Linked DNA regions of Homo sapiens: region 1 is linked to region 2. The links are chromatin loops, found by intact Hi-C in ENCODE. Cell type or tissue: Caco-2. All regions are shown on one strand. Links, peaks and the distances in the headings refer to the core of each region. The heading gives the core; the rest is flanking DNA. Region 1 has its middle 20 kb from the start of MIR4329. Region 2 has its middle 160 kb from the start of AMOT.

Evidence for each region. Peaks named below come from ENCODE experiments on the same cell type or tissue, not always from the same donor. Only the 100,000 strongest peaks of a DNase experiment are listed, where the experiment ranks them.
Region 1: it touches region 2 in a loop (29-fold over the local background); 2 of 110 quality-filtered maps call a loop at or near these places.

Annotation. Positions count from the first base shown.
Region 1 is chrX:112,758,850-112,761,774 of GRCh38, forward strand. No RefSeq gene overlaps it. Among named protein-coding and RNA genes, the nearest start is that of MIR4329, 20 kb to the right of the region's middle. In Caco-2, for the core only: no CTCF peak of the experiment used is centred there; no DNase peak of the experiment used is centred there.
Region 2 is chrX:113,000,060-113,002,984 of GRCh38, forward strand. It overlaps the pseudogene LOC124905274. Among named protein-coding and RNA genes, the nearest start is that of AMOT, 160 kb to the left of the region's middle. In Caco-2, for the core only: no CTCF peak of the experiment used is centred there; no DNase peak of the experiment used is centred there.

The DNA of each region.
Region 1 (2,925 bases), core at 254-2,753, 240 kb before region 2:
ATCATCCTCATTTTCTCGATGAGGACACTGTATCATGGTCACACAGCTTGTAAGTGGTAGAGCAGGTACAATTCTAGGCATTCTGGCTCTGGAGTGTGCGTGTTTTTAATCACTGCCCTCTTGCCATCACATTGCCTTAATTGTGTCACTAGTTTCTGGAAGGCAATATGATATAGCAGTTGAGTGTGGGCTCTTCAGACAGAACTTGTTTCAAATCAAATCTTTGCCACTTACCAGCTGTGTGACCTTGAGCAACTGAATTAACCTCTCTGATTCTCAGCTTCCTCCTTCTAAAATGGGGATATTTGTTGTAAAAATTAAATGAGATAAGCAATATATTTAAGTGCTTAAAACAGTACCTGGCACATATTAAGTATTTCACAAATGCTACCATTGTTGGTTGTTACAGTGATTAAGAGCAATGATTCTCTAATGGTGGGGATTTCAGACATCAAGGAGAAGGGACTGTAGCAAAGCGATTAAGAACAGGATTTTGAATCTTAGCTCTGCCTCTTAATAAATGAGTTAATCTCTCTGCATCAAAATTTCTTCATCTGTAAAATGAGGAAAGCAGTATTTCTTTCTTAGCATTATTTTGAGGATGAAATGAGTTAATAGATGTAAGACACATAGAGCAAACCAGGTATTTAGTAAATACAGTAATCTCCCCTTATTAAGCACTTTTGTTTTCCGTGATTTCAGTTATCCATGGTCAACTGCTGCCCAAAAATATTGAATGGAAAATTCCAGAAATAAACAATTCACAAGTTTTAAATTGCCTGCCATTCTGAGTGGCATGATTAAATACCTCACCATCCTGCTTTATCCTGCCCAGGACATGAATCATCCCTTTGTCCATGTAGATGTCAGCCACCTGTTAATCATTTAGTGGCTGTCTCGGTGATCATATCAACTGCCATGGTATTGCAATGTTTAAGTCACCCTTGTTTTTCTTCATAATAATCCCAAACGGCAAGAGTGATGATGCTGGCATATCATTTTAATTGTTCTATGTTATTATTAGTTATTGTTGTTAATCTCTTACTTTGCCTAATTTATAACTTTACCATAGGGATGTATGTATGGGAAGAAAACATAGTATATGTAGGCTACAATACTATCTGTGGTTTCAGGCGTTCACTGGGGTCCTTGGAATGTGTCCCCCTCATATAAGGGGGGACTACTGTACTACATAACTGTTGGTTTATAATAACAAATAGATTTCTTTGAAGCCTTTGCCTCTTTTGCCCATATATGGTTCACCCTAAATGCAACTTTGTTTTGGTAACATCTGTGCCAGACTGCTGCTGCTGCTTTTTTTTTGTTTGTTTAATCATTAGCACCCTTAAAGGCAGAGACTTGACTTTCTCATTATAATCCCATAGCCAGCACAGTCTCTGGTACATGGTTTGATGAATGAATGAATGGGTCTGTATGGAAATATGAATACATAAACAAAAGAATGAAAAATTGGGCTGAAGTTCTGTGGCTGGTATAACATCTACGGATGGGACCAATTTTTTTAAAACAAACAGTAGAATGGAAAGCTCCCTTCTGCCCACTGTGGGGACTTATTAAATATTTAATAAATGTCCCTTAAATAGCAACATTCAGATGGCATATTCCATTTCATTTAACTCGAAATGCTACTTCGTTTTTCTTCATCTGAAAGCAAGCATGACAGATCATTTATTTTGCCTTACATATCAAGCATCTGCCTGAAACAGCTGCTTCTCTTCAAAACCTGGCAGCCTGAGGGTCTGAAACTGATCTAACTAAAGAAAGGTGATGTGGATTTTTGCACTACTCTGTCCACCTCTTCTTTATGGAGACTCTTGAAAACAGAGAAGGCTTTTCAATCCTGACTGTGTATCAGAGTAATGTGGGAAGTTTATTAAATATGCAGATACTCAGATCCCATGCCAGACCAACTTAATCATATCCTCTGGGAATGGAGGCCCAGGAATTTGTATTTTTAGATACTGCCCAAATGAATTTTAAGCAGTGCTTTAAAGAAAGTCAAGGTTGGCCAGCAGATGTCACTGAATCTTTCCTAGCCTATACCACCCACCTGTCCTGTTGTCCTAAACTTTACTCATTTACTTGAAAACGATGACTATAGAAAGTAGTTCTGACTGTATTCTTAGAGGCATCCGTAGCTCAGGTCACATGGACCATAAGAAAGAACAAGTGCTCTGTCATACATAGCATCTGGAAACTAAATGTTTTCCTAGGCAGGTTGGTGAAGCAAGGACAGCAGGCAGTTTTGCCTGTGCAGGAAGCAGCCCCCAAGCCTGTGGTTTTTCGTTCTGTCCCCATGCATTGACCTGTAAGGTGATGTAGTCTGAAGAAGCCCCTGTTCCTCTGCATCCCTGGAAATAAATCTGCTCAATGGAGCACAGAATCAAAAACAGCAATAGCAATAATTTACAAATAAAGAAAAGTATATTTTAATTTTTAAATTGACTTCAATTTCTATTTATACTTCCAGTTCTAGAGAAGCAGGGGGAGAAACGTACCAGAGGAAGGTGCAGAAATAATCCCATCTGCTACAGAAGGCCTCCACAGAACTTGACCACTAAAAAAAGAAACAGACTGTTCCTTGCTTCAGCGACTCAGCTTCTCATGGTTCAACCTAGCCAGCTTTACCACAGAAGGATTCGGCAATTTGCTCAGAAATATGGCTTTAGTTTAAAACACAAATGACCCCCTGCTAAAAAAACAGTTGTGGATTCCACCAGCCCAACACTGAATTTCATCTATCCTTGTCTGGGGATACAGGCGCCAATTGTTCACATACCACACACTACTCCTCCCTGTGTTTAGGGGCTGCAGATCAGGCTGGGGTTTCTGTTCCTCTTGATTTGTAGCCACTTCCTCCATGGCTCCTGTGTGCAAGTCTGCATGTACCTTAAGTGTGATGGG
Region 2 (2,925 bases), core at 141-2,640:
ATTTGTCCTTTTGTGTCAAGCTTATTTTATTTAGCATAGTGTGTTTAAGGTTCATCCATGTTGCAGCATGTATGGGAATTTCATTCCTTATTACGGCTCAATTATAGTCCATTGTATGTATATACCACATTTTGTTTATCCATTCATCTACTGATGGAAACTTGGGTTGTGTTACCTTTTGGTTATTGTGAATAATGTTGCCATGAGCATGCGTGTACAAGTATCTGTTTGAGTCCCTGCTTTCAATTCATTTTGGAGTATATACCTAGGGATGGTACTGCTGAATCATATGGAAATTCTATGTTTAACTTGTTGAGAAACGATCAAACCATTTTCTTTTTTCTTTCTTTTTTTTTTTTTGAGACAGAGTCTGGCTCTGTCGCCCAAGCTGGAGTGCAGTGGTGCTATCTCAGCTCACTGCAACCTCCGCCTCCCGGGTTCAAGCAACTCTCCTGCCTCAGCCTCCCAAGTAGCTGGGATTACAGGCGTGTACCACCATGCCCAGCTAATTTTTGTATTTTTAGTAGAGATGGGGTTTCACCATGTTGGCCAGGCTGGTCTCGAACTCCTGATCTCAAATGATTCACCTGCCTCGGCCTCCCAAAGTGCCTGGATTACAGTTGTGAGCCACCGTGCATGGCCTACCGAACCGTTTTCTGTAGTGGGTGCACTATTTTCACATTCTCACCAGCAGTGTAAGAGGGTTCTAATTTCTCCACATCCTCAGCAACACTTATTTTCGATTTTTTTTGTTTATAACCATTGCAGTGGGTATGATGTAGTATTTCATTGTGGTTTTGATTTGCATTTCTTTAATAACTAATGATGTTGAGTATTTTTAATGTGCTTATTACTGGTATATTGTCTTTGGAGAAATATTTATTCAAGTCTTTGCCATTTTTGAATTGGGTTGTTTGGGCACCTTTTAGATATGTTACTTTTTTCTCTTCTTTTTTTCACGTCAGATAGGTAATGTGCCTACCTTCTACTCCTAACAAGGTTTGAGGGAGGCACATCTCACATATATGTGTGAAAAACCAATCATCGCACTCATGAACCACAAAAGGATTTAGTCAGTTCCAGCAATGGAGCAGTGTAAATTATTCTCAACAAGAAAAATGAAACAAATTTTTAAAATTAGAAACAAACTTGAAGATACATTTTCTAGGAACTATGGAGAGTAAAGTATATATCCTAAGCGAAGAGGAAGAAACAGAGAAAAATAAAAGAACCAGAAAGCTTCAGGGAGATGAAGAGACCATAAGAGATGCTATTCCTTTAGTTGGGATAACTAGGCTGCCATGGCTATATGGTGTTTGACTAACTGAGTGTTGGGCGAGGGGTGTGGGACAAGACTGTAAATTGAGGATAAAAGAAAATCAGGAAGAACTATTAAGTCGAAGTGATAACAGATATAAAGATTAGCATTCTAATGAAACATTGGTATTTGGTTAGAGTAAGATATGTTGTGCAAATAAAATTGCATCCTGGAGTTCACTTGTTTGGCATTTGTGTGGCATTTTCAGGCCAGGCGTGGTAGCTCATGCCTGTAATCCCAGCACTTTGGGAAGCCGAGGCGGGCAGATCACCTGAGGTAGGACGTTCGAGACCAGCCTGGCCAAGATGGTGAAACCCTGTCTTTACTAAAAATACGATAATTAGTTGGGCATGGTGGTGCATGGCTGTAATCCTAGCTACTACTCTGGAGGCTGAGGCAGGAGAATCGCTTGGACCCAGGAGGTGGAGGTTGTGGTGAACCGAGATCATGCCACTGCTCTCCAGCTTGGGCGACATAGCGAAACTCTGTCTCAAAAAAAAAAAAAGTGTTTTCAGATTTCGTTATTATTTAAGTTTATTATATGCTTTTGATATGAACAAGGTAAAAGAAAGATAATATCTCTACTTCAATGAAACAAGTCTTAGCTTATGTCTTATAGATCAAACCTTGAGGGCTGTGGCATACAACTGCCATCTGGTGACAGTATGTTCGCATAGCAGCGTTAGGTATTTAATACATTAAAAAAAAAACCTACTTGTGGGCAGACTTTGCAAAACTAAAGTCATGATATAATAGTTAAGGGTCCCAGGGGTCTAAATTAATAAGATGTTTTATTTAAAAAAGATAACATATAGGCCAGCCATGGTAGCTCACGCCTATAATCCCAGCACTTTGGGAGGTCGAGGTGGGCAGATCACTTGAGGTCAGGAGTTCAAGACCAGCCTGGCCAACATAGTAAAACCCCATCTCTACTAAAGTACAAAAATTAGTTGGGAGTGATGGCGCATGCCTGTAACCCTAGCTACTGGGGAGGCTGAGGCAGGAGAATCACTTGAACCTGGGAGGCGGAGGTTGCAGTGAGCCGAGATTGGGCCATTGCACTCCAGCCAGGGCAACAGAGTGAGACTCTGTCTAAATTAATAAATAAATAAATAGTCTTTTTAAAAAAAGAACATAACGTGTCAACCTCTGATAATACTTCTTTATGGAAATCAAAGTGATGCAGAGACTGTTCCTGTTTATTATTGGCAAAATGGAATTTTTTATGGACACAGTTTATAAATTGTGAATGGTTTCGTTGTCTTAGTGATTTGATTTACATTTGAATATACTGTAAACGTACACGGCTGAGAAAGTGATTAAATTTTTAAAAAAGAATTGCATCTGAGAGGAGACATTTTGTAAGCTGTGAGTCTCTCATTTTAAAGTTTATAGTCATTTCAACAAAATCAAGCATCCTTTTTTCCATTGTGTAGTTCAATCTTTTTCTTTTTTCTTTTCTTTCTTTCTTTCTTTTTTTTTTTTTTTTTTTGGCCTGGCCATTTTCTCTCAAAAGATCAACCATTTTCTATGTCATGTAAAGGTTCTTAATGCTTTTAGAATTTATTTTACTTGAAGAAATAAGTTCGATAAGTCAAACCCCAAGA